Regions from separate parts of the Homo sapiens genome. Here regions 1 and 2 are each linked to region 3. A link is a contact called in ENCODE Hi-C or POLR2A ChIA-PET data. All regions are on one chromosome and are shown on one strand. Each heading gives the region's core, a stretch centred on a gene start or an enhancer-like site at or near the end of the contact. The rest is flanking DNA. Distances are from core to core; before and after follow the strand shown. Region 1 has its middle 4.0 kb from the start of ENPP5. Region 2 overlaps CLIC5 (chloride intracellular channel 5). Region 3 has its middle 170 kb from the start of RUNX2-AS1.

Region 1 (4,771 bases), core at 1,060-3,559, 430 kb before region 3:
TGATTTCAAATGTTTAGATATGCAGCTTTGGTTAAGCCACCAATTCTCACTGAGCATAGTGTGCGGCCATGAGAAATGAACTCAGTAATGCTGTTGACCATCTTCAAAATGGATTTCAAAAACCAGCAGCACAATATGAGTGTAAAATAGAATCATGACTCAATGATTACCCTGTGAATAAATGAACATTTCAGTGATTCCACAGATGATCATTCTCAGTTACATCACTTGGTTGAAACAGGCCAATGAGGCCTTAAAATGCCAGTTAACCCTGAATTGTATAATTCAAATCGATAAATTTATATTAAATGAATCACATTTCATTTTATGTTAAGCAAATCACGAATAAACCTGTTTTGTTTTTTTAAAAAATAACAGGTTAAAATCCCAGCTACTCGGGAGGCTGAGGCAGGAGAATCGCTTGAACCTGGGAGGCAGAGGTTGCAGTGAGCTGAGATCTCGCTACTGCAGTCCAGCCTGGGCAACAGAGGGAGACTCCATCTCAAAAATAAAATAAAATAAAATAACGGGTTAAATCAGCCTGTTATTTTAAAACAGCCCCATCACCATGACTAGAACAGCTAACTCTGGCCAAAGAACCCCAACATGTAGTATGTCCTAGCAAGAATAGATGAGTAGATCAGCATAAATCCATTCACACTGAATGGATTTTCCTACAAAATAGGGTTCTCATTAGAAAGCAGAGAAGTATATAGGTCAGGAGATTGCCCAAGCAAGGTGTGGGAGGATGGAGTCCTTTGTGGAATCAGACAACAGGTGTGGAGGAGTAAGGATGAAAGTGACTAGAAGAATAGCAAAGCTCTCAAGGATTTTATACATTACATGCATTTTCTAGATGAAAGGCTATTCAAAATTTTACAAAGGTCAAATCAGAGCACCTTCATAAGCCAGGTTCCTCTGTTGCCTATGACTTCGGACTTCCCTACAGTGATCTGCTGCTTAATGATGGGCAAAGAACAGGACTAGCTTTGAGCAAATTATGAGGGATGCCAGCTTAGAGTCTGCTCCCCTTCCTTTTTCTGTTTTCACTTTCCTCTAGAGCTGCCCCCTGTATTTACTAACCTTTGAAAGACAGAACCCACCTGCATTCTTCTAAGGGCTTTTCTCCCCAACCAATTATGCAAATTGGAGCGAATCAGACAACCTTAGTCACACACGTGTATATAAATAGCTAATAGAGGTGGTGCATATGACATCTCTCCTGAGAGAAAAGCCTTAAGGCTAAGAGATTAATTTCCAATTATGAAATTGCAACCATCCAGGAATTGGGCAGGGAGAACTCTCCCATGACATCCCCCGCCCCTTCCCTGCCAAGAACACCTTAAAGGCATAAAGCACTTGCTGCCTGCTTGGCCTGTTCATAAAGATTCACACTTACCAAAGAATTCCTTGGTGCAACCTCAAGCTACAAAATTGTTGCAAAGAATATTTACATTTACATTTTAAGTGCAAATACCTAGAGTGGAAAAATGTATTTTTGATCTGGATAGAGGACAATATTTTTAGGTCCTCCCCCACTGCTAGTAAATTTACAGAATTACAATACCCATAAGGAGCCAATAAGTTTTTAAATAGTGATGTTAAACTAAGTATGTTCAGGCATCTAAGGGGTGTTATGTGCTTTACAAAGAACTGAGAATGTGGTTTTAACAAAATGTTTTCACCCCATATACCACAAACACATGTGCAGTTTCGTATTTGGCTCCTGAGAATATGTCTTACAAAATAGGCCTCAAACCAACACCAAAAGATGACTATCTCTCCTGCTATATGACTGCATCCTGCACTGAGTTAGTTATTCAACAAATGACATTCAGTTATGGCCTAGAAAATATTTGTAGTAGAGACGGGGTTTTACCATGTTGGCCAGGCTGGTCTCGAACTCCTGACTTTGTGATTCGCAAAATATAAAAATTTAGCCTGGTGTGGTGGCGCGTGTCCGTAATCCCAGCTACTCGGGAGGTTGAGGCAGGAGAATTGCTTGAATCTGGGAGGCAGAGGTTGCAGTGAGCCAAGATCACACCACGGCACTCCAGCCTGGGCGACAGAGCAAGACTCTATCCCAAAAAAAAAAAAAAAGAAAAGAAAAAGAAAAAGAAAGAAAGAAAGAAAAGAAAAAGAAAATAATTGTTTAGCCTTGTTTTGGTTTTACTTCATAGTTTCCTGACTTCATTCATGAGGGAAAAGGAATGACACCCAGCAGAGCAGGCCCCGTGGAGCTCCTGCACTTGCAAGCACTCACACCCTGCAGGAAGAACTGGTATACACCCGTACACACAGGAAAGGCCACTGAGAGTCAAACACCACCAGCACCAATTTGTGAACTTTGGTGAGGTGTGAGGTATTATCGCAGGGTAGGGTTTATTTATTGTTGCTGCTGTTTACTGAGGTATAATTTCCACACAGTAAAATTAAACATTTTTAGGCACATAGTTCTCTGAATATTGACAAACTTAGTGATGTGACTACAAAAGCAATCAAAATTCTATCACATAAAAAAATTCTTTGTGCCCCTTTCTAGCCAATCCCCTCCCCTCACCCCTAGTCCTTGGCAAATGCTGATTTGGTTTCTATTTCCATTGTTGCCCTTTCTAGAATATCATATAAACAGAATCACACAGTGTATGGCCATTTGTGTCTGGCTTCGTTCACCTAGAAAAACGCTTTTGAGATTCATCCATGTTGTTGCATGCATGAGTTCTGTATTCCTTCTTACTGCCAAACAGTACTGCATTTACGGACACACTACAATTTGTTTATTCACTAGTTGAGGGACATTTGGATGGTTTCTAGCTTTACATGATTATGAATAAAGCTGCTGTAAAAAGTTGTTGACCGGTTTTTCAGTGGACGTCTGTCTTCATTTCTCTTAGATAAATACTCAGGAGTGAGATTCCTGGGTTGTATGTCACGTGTATATTTAACTTTATAAGAAACTTCAAAACTGACTTCCATAGTGGAAGTCCATTCCCACCAGCAGTGTATGATAGTCCAGCAATATATTATAGCTCTGAATCCTTGTCAGTATCAGATGTTGTCAGTTACCTTGATTTGAGCCATTTTATTAGTAATCCATCAACTTTTGATCTAGGCTGGGCCATAAAATTAAACTTTCTGCTAGCTATATATACTGGGTTGAATAAGTGTCCTTCCGAAATACACATTCACCCGGAACCTCAGAATGTGACCTTATTTGGAAGTAGGATCTTTGCATATGTAATTAAATTTAGATGAAGCCATACTGGGCTGAAGAGGGCCTTAATCCCAATGACTGGTGTTCTTATAAGAAGGCCACGTGACACAGGGACACACAGAGTAGAGCATCCTGTGACAGGAGAGGCAGAGATTGGAGCTAGGCTGCAGCAAGCCAAGGAATACCAGAATCCCCAGCAGCTGTTAGGGCCAAGCAAGGATTCTTCTCAGAGTCTCGGAGAGAGCATGGCCCTGAATACATCTTGATTTCAGACTTCTGACCTCCAGAACTATGTGAGAATACATTTCTGTTTGTCGTAAGTCACCCAGTTTGTGATAATTTGTTAAGGCAGTCCTAGAACTAAAACACTATGAATACAATTTACAGAATACAACAATACAAATAGGTTTATATTTGACTTATATAAAGCTTTCTGAGGATAAAAGCATAATAATTGCTTCTACAAAATTCATTCTAATTAGTTCAAGCATATCACTAGAAGCCTAATTTATTAATATGCATAAAAATTCTTGGGCTAAGTTTTTGACTATTCTATAATTCAACATTTCACTCATTGGACTGAACTTCTGCTAATGAGTCAAGATTAGTGAAGACCACTGTTTATCATGAATTAAGAGCAGTGCAGAAGCAGAATCCCAGTGGTTCCTATCTATGGCCATTGAATATGTGAGACCCACATTTTGCAGAATGTTCTACAAAGGATTAAAAGATGAACTTTCTTTTAGTTTAGTCATTTGTGGTATAATGTACTGGAATGCACCTTTAAAATTTTTTAATTGTAAAATTATGTGTTTATTTTTCCTATCATGAAGTCTAGTTCTGAAAAACAAGACTTCTGTGGTAGAGCCAGTTCTGGTTGTTTCTTAAAGAACAGATCCCTTTTCAGTTTTAGCACAAAGCTCTTCCAGCCCCTGACGAAGAAAATTGTCCCTCTCTCAACCTGTATTAGACTTCCTTGGGGAGGCAGAGGGATCTCCCTCCCCACCTGACCCCAAAACCTTTGAAAGAAAGAAGTTGGTTATTCTGTTACACTATTATTCAATTAGAATTCCACTAATTTAATAACAGAGAATAAAAGAATAGTTACAGTCAATAGCAGGTTGTGGTTTCTGCTGCTAAAACTTTCTGAAAACCTATTGCAAATAGACAGATACTGAGGCAACAATAAGACAGGAGGGCAGGTGCAGATGTGGGAGCAGGAATCTCATGTTTTACATTCATTCCTCTATACTATGTAAACCAGACTTTCTCCCCATGAACAACATAAGGTAATAGCAAGCCTATCAGGTGAACATTAGATATCATTATATGGACTTCTGGGAGGAATCTGGCAGTCTTATGAGCACTTTTCTGTGTTGTGCACTGTGGTTACCAGCTGTACCATGCCTATTTCACAGGAATAGCTGGTGAATATAATCATAACTTCCATAAAATTTGCAGAGCAAAGCAGGTTGTCATCCAAACAGAGTCCAACAATGTTCAGTGATCCGAACAAAAGTCAGGCCCATTTTCACCACTCCTGCTCTCTGATAAGCG
Region 2 (4,431 bases), core at 1,018-3,517, 270 kb before region 3:
AACAAAGCGATGAGTCTTGCTGCTCTCCTTGAAGAAAGCGATTCTAGGACTTACTCAGATTCCTTGAGAGTGGTAGTTTCAAGGTGTCAAGTTTCTGAAAGATATTTGAAACACAAATAGGTTCTTTAGAACCAAAGGAGCCCTTTGCCCCACTCCTAGGTGTGGAGACCGATTCTACCTGCACCTTTGGAATTTTCTTGTTGGCAGTGTTGGAGAGTCTCTCCATTTATATAAAAACCTTACTGCACAATTTGCAGCGTTCCCCAAATAATTCTAAAATGACTGTGTTGTCATTTGTTTTTTCCCTAAAGGAAATCAATGAGAGCCAGGCAGGCCTTCATGGCTAGCTCAAAAACCAGATTGATGGGGAGATCAAAACATCAGGTATGAAAGTTGTTTTGACTCCTCCCTCAACCCCATCTTTTTGAGCTTCAGGTTAGCAGTTCTCATTTACAAGTAAATGGGACAAGTAAAGGCTAGAAATATTGTGAAATAAAGATGCTGCCCAGGCCTTACTTGAACTGTGTCATTTGAGGGAAGCAATATCCTTGTTGACAGAATCACACTTTTCCAAAGTTTGGAGTTTCTCTGAGGTACATGATTCCCCATAAAAAGAAAGGCCTTCTTGTTGATGGTGTCAGGTAACTGAAGCTCTTTCTGCAGGGCAGGGTGGGTTGGTTTCTATGAAGACTTCCAAGAAGGATGGGTCCCACCCAGTTATAGTCATGACTTGGTCATTTTCAACACCCCCTTGGAAGGACCTCCCAACCTCTTGTTTCCACTGGGTGTACCACTCTAAATCACAGTCACCTAATGAGTTTCACAATGACATGTAATTGTAATTGTCTCCCACGTCAATTGATAGTCATTATCTGTTACTACTACTGCTGATAATGATAATGATAAGAAGAAGGAAAGATTGCAGCATATTAGGACATAATAAGTATGTTCAAATACCTTATCTCATTTGATCATCAGCAACTTTATAAGGCTTGATTCACTTATGTGAAAGATAAAGAAAACAAATAAACTGGATTCACAGGTACCTTATGAGACTCGCTGTCAGAGCACTTGATGAGCTGCAGTTTGCTCTTCTTGTAACAGCCCAGGGAACTAAGAATGATAATTCCTCCTGTTCTGTTGAACAATACATGTGCTCACAGAAAGTAGGTAAAATGCCCAAAGGTAGATGGCAGATAGCATTCAGATCCAGTCCTCAAATCTAGCAGTTTAGACTTTGAATTTCTTGCTCTTTTCCAAATACCTATATGTCAGGCCTGATACCTTATTTTGCCAAGTTAGGCTTTCAAGTGCCATCATGGTGACATTTATTTATGTTATTAATCCATTCTAATGTGTTCATAGAATGCTTCCAAGGAGACTAACCCATTTCTGCTATGTACTCCGAGTCTTTCCCTTTCGGGGAACATTCTGACAGTGACTTTTAAGAGATTATTTCCCCACATTTTTAGTTTCTACAATAAGAAATGTTAGATCATGTCAACTCTGATTCTAATGTCCCATAATACCTGTGGATGGCGCAGGGATTTGGAGATGCAGTACCTGAGTTCAAGTCTTGCCTCTGCCTCTAATTAGCTAAATGATCCTGAACAAATTATTTAACTTTCAGGAGCCTCACTGGCCCTCTTAAAACAAGAGCATGGTTATAAATAAGGAGACCATATAATTTATTGTCCAAATCTAGACACTTTTGAGAGTGAAAGGGAATGATATCAATAATTAGGCTGGAACCACAGGTATAACCCAGGATAGTTTGGGAGCAAATAAGGATGTGTGGTCATTCTGGTTATGAAAATACTGTCATTGTAGATTTGCTGTGAGGATTCCATGGGAGAACATAGGTGAAAACACTTTGTAAATTGAAAATTGCTGTAAACACACTGACTTGAATATTATGAGTCCCATGGCAGACTGAACCTTTCTGGACCTGCACGTCCCTGATTTGCCTTGGGGAACAAAGGCCTGGCTCCTTCCTCACTTGCAGGGATATTTTGAGAGTAAATGAGATAATATGTAGCTTGGACTTTGATCCTAAGAGGAGGACAACAGGCTAGAGGTAATGGCAGTGAGTGTGGTTTATTGAAAGAAATAGAGCAAGGAAGTAAAAGCAAAACAGAAAGCAATTTGAAAAGACAAACACAGGATGTGCTGTGTAGGTTAGATCAAGGCATTCCACCCATTTGCATTGCTTCCTCCACTCCCAGTCTCACCCCTGGACCCCAGAAGTGACTAATGATACAGACAAGCTCGCCGCAAGTGTCTCTTCAGCCAGGAACTGAGGTTTCAACAGAAACCAGTGGTTCTCAGCCTTCACTACCTATTCAATCCATTGAGAGAGATTTTAAAACTTCTGATGGCAGTTTGCTCCCCAAGCCGATTACATCAGTGTGTCTGTGGGTGGGACCCTGAAACAATATTTTCATATCCACTCTCAGGTGGCTCCAGCGTGCAGCCCTGGTGGAGAGCCACTGAGTCATAATCAGAGGCAGGTCCAATAGCAGGCAGCTTCTGCCACCGCTGACATAGGTGGCCTTGCTAATGCTGATTAAATGTCCAGAACTTCTAACAGCCTCAGGGCATCACGGTCAGAAGTGTTGTTGATAGAAAGCTTGCATCCAATCACTGCCCAGTTAACAGATGCTGACGAACTATTAAGCCCTATCCACAGGACTCCAGAACAATCGTGTATAGGGTTGGTCTAGTCAAAGAATCATCAATTCAGCATGGGGGAAGTAAAACAGAGTTCTGCTAATTGTCTGATGGAAACGACTAGTCTTTCATTTATTGAGTGGCCCAAAAGTTTCTGAGTGGTGCAGGGTGCAATACAAGTTGTGGTGACTCGTGGTGTGGTCATCTGACTTCCAGAACAGATAGGATCAGATCTTGTGGTGTCGCCTCTATGTCCCTGAGCTACTGTGACTGCCTGGTCACCTTGGGCCGCTTGCCTAAGCATGAGCTCACTAGGTTTTTAAAGTTCCCTTCATCATATTAAGCTACTGTGTTTTTCTTTCCCACTATCTTCAGGTTTTGATCTGTAGTCAATAACGCAATACACAAATTTGCCTGCCCTGCTATGGCAGTGAGTGCTTCTTCTCCTGGTAACACATCCCTGGAGAGCTAGCGTCAAGAGTTGTATGATGCATATTTGAAGTGCCATGGCAGGGTGGTGGGAATGAGGACTGGGTCTGCAGAAGCTGACGTCCACTGCCAGTGTTGAGAGCTCCTGCATCCCTGATGACTTGTGTTGTCTCTTTGGGCATTTATTGGCCCCCTCCATGCAAGACAAAGCGTCTGTCAATTTAGACAGTCAGTTAGGTCAAAAACTTCTCATTCTTGGTTCCCTTTGAGTTGTCAGCTGCTGGCCCCATGTTAGTGGTGGCAAGAGATGTGGTGGAAGAGTGAAACTTTGGTGTCAGGCTCGGGTTCACCAGTGTGTTGGCCAGGATGGGCTGCTTGACCTCTCTGGACCACAGATTTTTTTTTTGTTTTAACCAGTGCAGTGCTAATAGCAGCAGCACATCTTTCATGGAGTTGGTGTCAGCATTTCAAGCTGAGTATGGATCTGGCCTATTAGTAAGTCTTTCTCTGTAGGCTCCATGTAGCCCAATAAGTAAAAGTAAAGCCCTTGGGCTTCCCTCCCTTGATGTGTACAAGAAGTCAGAGGCTCAGTCCTACCAGCTGAATCTCACATCTCAGAACCAAGATACTTCTTGAAAGAAAATGTAAGTTTCCAAAGCAGGTCGTCATTCAGGGAACTGGAAGAGAAATGTTCCCGATTGTTGGAGCTGACCCCTGAGAACACAAGCAGTGAGTCTCATTGCTGCAGACCAATGGCAACTGAAGTACAGTGCAACCACCACTGGATCTGACTGCCTCTGACTGGACTGCTGCTCCATAAGCTGGAGCCCACTAGAGCCCATGTCTGGAGTAATGTGGTTGGACTGACTACAGGGTAACTGCAGATCCCTGACCCACTGGGTTCTTCAAACTCAGGGGAAGTTGATTCCTCCTGTCAGTTGCTCCCTCATCCAAGAAAGCTCCTACATAACTGCTTCCCCAAGGCTCCTGGTAGCCAGGCCAGGGTAAAGGATCCTCTTTATTTTCAAGAGGATCCCTGGTTCTCTTTGCAGATTTTACTACCCCTTCCTCAACAATCTTCCAGCTATGCATAGCCATAGGTGCTCTCATCAAATATACTCACACATGCACACGTATTATCTACCAGGATTATGGGGAAAATGTCGTAGGCTCTCACTCTCTGGTATCTATTAAAAAACTATTACCCAGAACACATCCTGAGTTGTATCTGTTGTCAAGACTGGAGGAACTAGAGATAGTAAAGATGCAAAGTGGTTAAGCATGAGTTTCCTAAGATGTAGTTCTGTAAAGGACTCTCTCTACCCAGGGTGT
Region 3 (4,299 bases), core at 1,382-3,881:
ATTTGTGTTTTGTAACCCTGAAAATACAATCCAGAATATAAATAATGAAAATAAGCATAGACAGGTCAATGATACCTTTGTACAATCAAATTATCATTTAGGTGTGTCTGAGGTGGAGGTGGTTATTGTATGTAAGAAGTTATATCAGGAGTTCTTGAGTAAGCATGCAATTTTAACATGAAACAGCCAAACTAGAGACAAAAATAATTCTTGCTACTAGTTGTTTTTGTTTTGTTTTGCTTTTGCTCACCCAGTGGCGTCTAACATAGGGATGGCAAATACTATCCATGTAAATACTTGTTATATGTACTTCCACTTCTCTACCCAGAGTAGACATTACTAACCGTTCTTGGCACATTTTCTCACTGATCCAGACTGCTTCAGAAGTCTCCGGAGTGTCATGCTGTATGAATCTATTATGTAGCATTCAAGATGAAATAAAATTATCATTCCCAGATCCGTGGTACATGGTATCTAATAAGCATCTACTTATTAAATTTTTATTGAATGGTGATGAATAGATAAATGGATTAATGAATGGATGAACAAGTAGGTGATTCAACTGTAGACCTCTCTAAATGCAGCAAACTGTTTTGTTTGTTCATACCATCGATCACAAGAGAAACCAAGTAAGGTGGAGTTGGAGCAGGGTTGGGTATTTACTGGAGACGAACAATTCCAGCTCATGCTTGAAGCCTCGAAGTCATGGTGACAACTACATCTCTAAACACCCGAATACAGGAGAAAATGGCTCTGGAACCCACTTGCTGCGATTGTCCAGAAACAAGAGTTACTACAGTGGAGCCTCATTCATTTGTTTATTCGATAAATCTTCATTTCATCAGTCAGGCTCCCAGCAGGATGTGGATAATGGAGGAAACAGATAACCTCAGATGGAGTCATTTTATGAGTTTAATGAAGAGACTACTACCAAGGATAGCACAGTACCCTGAGGCTAGAAACGGAGGGAGCCATCACCCTCCCTGAGCCCAAGAGGAGCTGCTGTTTCAGTAGAGGGACTCAACCAACCTGTATGCAGGTTTACTCCTGGTTCCTCCATGGGCTGCACGAAAGGGAAGCCGGGGGCGAGGGAGCCCACTGATATAGTTCATAAAAGTCAGCTTCCTGGCCCAACGCAGGGAGGAAGTGTAGCGAGTGGACCTGGAAGGACAAAGTAGATCAACACAAAGCTGGGCAGTAGCATTGAGCAATACCTTGTCCTAGACAGTGAGGGCTCAACAGTGAACAAAACAAACAAGGTCCTTATTCATAGGAAGCTTAGAGTCTAATGGGGGAGGAGAAATGTTGAACTAATTAATATGTTAAAATAAGATGATTTCAAGATATTTTAGAAAACACAAAGCTAGTGGTACATAACAATATTATTTCTATTACATTTTCCTAAATTAAAAAATTAACCATCACCAACAGATAATGCAGATGCCAGGAGACAGCACTTGGCCTAACTGACTGTTTATTCTTAAAAAGGAAACCAGGCACTATTTTCCTATCTTGTCTTTTGATCACATGCTTGCTTCCAAAGTCATTCTCTCTTTGATAGTTTGAGAAAACAAATTTTTGGTTTTGGAACGGGCGCCTTGTTTAATCCTGGTTTCTGCAATCTTGGTAAATCAGGGAGAAAGATATGTCCAGTGGGCAACACAAGAATGTTTTATTTGCGTAAGAAAAAGAAAATAGATTTTTTTTTCTGAGTTGCAGGAATAGAGTTTTGACCATATTTTGGTGTTTAACATCCGTTCATCTCAAAAAACTTTTTTATTTCCAATCTGTTCTTGATTCTATTCAAAGAGAACTATGACATCTCTCTCCATTAATAATATTTTAAAGCTTATTATCCTATAGGCTCTTTCTTAAAGGTTAGGAAAGGAAGCTGCTTTGGCCAGAAGTTTTGGAGGTTTTCTCTGGGGGGGTACCTGAAGGTTGGCAAGTGGGTGGGGGTGGAATAGAGGAAGAGTGTTTATCACCAGGACACCAAGTTCTGATCCCCAAATCAACAAGCCATGCCCCAAGTTAGGAAAACGGAGAAGGGCTGGCTGGACTTCAGAAAGACATGCAAACAAATTTACCATACAGTGGGTTCACGATATTAAATTAAGTATTCAGCAATCACAAATCTTATAACACATTCCAGAACAATCGAGTGTGTGAGAGAGAATGAGACCTCAAACCAGCTGAGCCAGTATTTAAAGCCTTTTTAATTTAACAGAACCCATTTTTTATGGTATCCAGGATATGTTTCTGGCTTTTCAAGCTGTCACATGATCTCTTGTCCAGATGTGAGGGTGTATATCTGGGACTGGACCAGCCAAAAACCGCAGCACTTTCCTTCAGCTTGTAGCTTGTTACTGTAACTCAACCGTACTCCTCTCAGCTACAGAAGCCCCACATTAATATGTGGTACAACAACAATAACACAGGAGGGGATAAAGTTAACCAAAACATTCACATGAATCTGGAAAAGAGGAGAGGCGCGGGGCGGGGCTGGGGTGGAGAAGGAAGGAGAGCCAAGTCAGATAGGTTTATTTGTCAGCTCCACACAACACTGAAAATGAAACCTCCAAGTGTGTGGTGGTCTGAAAACTTCCCTTTTTCTCACCTACTGTGAACAGCTTTTACCCAAGGACAAGACTTCCTGGAGCTTTCTTCAGGAAATTAGCAAATGCCTCTGTTTGGAACGTCAGGTTTCAGGAACCCACAGCAAGGCCAGAAAGTGCCTCAAGAACCACAGAGTGTAGAGCTTCTCCTTCAAAGAAATTTCTGGAAGCCCAGGCCTTCACCACAGAGTGGGCAGAAACAGGAGGGAGAGGGCAACCGCCTGCCTGCCTGACTTTGCACCTTTGCCAATGACCTCTGAGGGACCAGCTCATAAAGCTGCTCAGATGGCTTCTGTCAATCAATCACATTCGTCACGAGGTTTCTTTGTGTATAAAGTGGGGACAGTAATAGAACCTGCCTGGAGGGGATGTTTTTAGGAGTAGAGGAAAGCACTTAGCATCTTCCCTGCCTCAGTGAGTGCTTTCATTCATTCTTGAATCCACAAATATTGACAGAGCACCTACTATGCACCCCTGTTCTAGAGGCCTGGGCTACCTCTCTGAACAAAACAGACAAAGATCCTGACCACAAGGATCTTACTTACATAAGAACAGGGGGAAAAACAATATAATAAACAAGAAAACAAATTCATACCTACAAAGGCAACATGAGCCAAGGCAAAAAGGGGAGAAAAAGCCTGCTCTGGAGACCGCGGCATCCGGAGAGCAGGCGCCATGTAATAAAGTGATAAGGAAGGTGGCTTTTGAATTAATTAAACAAAGCAAACGTCATTTATAATAATCTTGTCTTAATTCACAAAGGACGTCTTTCACCCCAGGGGGCTCTTTCACCCTATGTCTAGCCCTAACAAGTGGCTTCATTAGAACAGATGTGCACAGCCGGATAGTGCTGGGGAGCCTCAGAGGCCTCCCCCATTGAAGATCCTGCTCCCCTTTCTGCCCAGCCCACCTCGGAGGCTCACCAGGCCTAGAACTGCACCTCTGACTGGTCACGAGTTGGAATAAGTGGTCTCTCTTGAACACACATTGTGCAACTGGCTCTGGCCGGCTCACCCTTAAAGCAGAGAGGGTAAGGCAAGGAGAGCTCCATGTCCCCTTTCATGCTATTCTGATTCTCCTCTAAAGGGGCACGAAAGGTGTGAGCCAACAATGTATTAAGGGGAAGCCTTGTATTCTTCTTCGCCTTAACTCCCATCCTTGCAGTGCCACAGAACGGACACCGGAAGAGAATTCTATCCCGGGCCCTTCCACGACACACTCTACTTTCAGGACACTTTTCCTTCTTCCTTCGAGTGTCAATCCTTCCAAATCCTCTGTGCACTGCTCGGTTTGACTTCAGCTCCAGTGGTGAAAGGGAAGATTTATTTCCAAAACGTTCTGTGGAGAGTGTTTCATAGAAGATGTATTGTTTCTAGCAAGATCTTCACCAGGGCTGAGGAAGAGGCAAGAAATCTCCCCCAGAAATAATGCCACATTTCTTGGAAATCATTGACTCTGCAAAAGAAATAAAGAAAAAACCTGTAATCATTTCAGTTAAGTTGTATGCAGGTATCTATATTTTATGTTTAAATACATCTGGGTATGTGATACAATGCACATATACACATGTTAAATCATATAATCTCAGGGTCAGAAGGGTGCTTATAGTAGAATTTCCTCTCTTACTATAATGCACTGTGAATTATGCCTGCATTAAGTGTAACATGGGTTACAGCCAAGGAGA

Evidence for each region. A loop is a pair of places that touch in the nucleus more often than their neighbours do. ChIA-PET counts read pairs that join two places held with the same protein, here RNA polymerase II (POLR2A). Pooled maps may share reads with other maps.
Region 1: a pooled map shows a loop between it and region 3 (9-fold over the local background). The contact joins two enhancer-like sites. A Hi-C loop is called at or near these places in 2 of 37 single-sample maps with no recorded cell type and 2 of 50 pooled maps. POLR2A ChIA-PET finds 5 or more read pairs at or near these places in 1 of 52 experiments (GM10248).
Region 2: a loop to region 3 is called in a pooled map, with 5 times the contacts of the local background. The contact joins two enhancer-like sites. A Hi-C loop is called at or near these places in 4 of 37 single-sample maps with no recorded cell type and 10 of 50 pooled maps.

The regions. Positions count from the first base shown.
Region 1 is chr6:46,172,614-46,177,384 of GRCh38, reverse strand. No RefSeq gene overlaps it. Among named protein-coding and RNA genes, the nearest start is that of ENPP5, 4.0 kb to the right of the region's middle. Within about 2 kb of position 2,309, at least 3 of the 41 ENCODE cell types and tissues checked have a DNase peak (open chromatin) inside an H3K27ac peak, as active enhancers do.
Region 2 is chr6:46,009,452-46,013,882 of GRCh38, reverse strand. All of the region lies in intron 1 of CLIC5 (chloride intracellular channel 5), which reads left to right. Among named protein-coding and RNA genes, the nearest start is that of CLIC5, 4.2 kb to the left of the region's middle. RefSeq lists an enhancer at 2,339-2,388. Within about 2 kb of position 2,267, at least 12 of the 41 ENCODE cell types and tissues checked have a DNase peak (open chromatin) inside an H3K27ac peak, as active enhancers do.
Region 3 is chr6:45,740,108-45,744,406 of GRCh38, reverse strand. No RefSeq gene overlaps it. Among named protein-coding and RNA genes, the nearest start is that of RUNX2-AS1, 170 kb to the right of the region's middle. Within about 2 kb of position 2,631, at least 7 of the 41 ENCODE cell types and tissues checked have a DNase peak (open chromatin) inside an H3K27ac peak, as active enhancers do.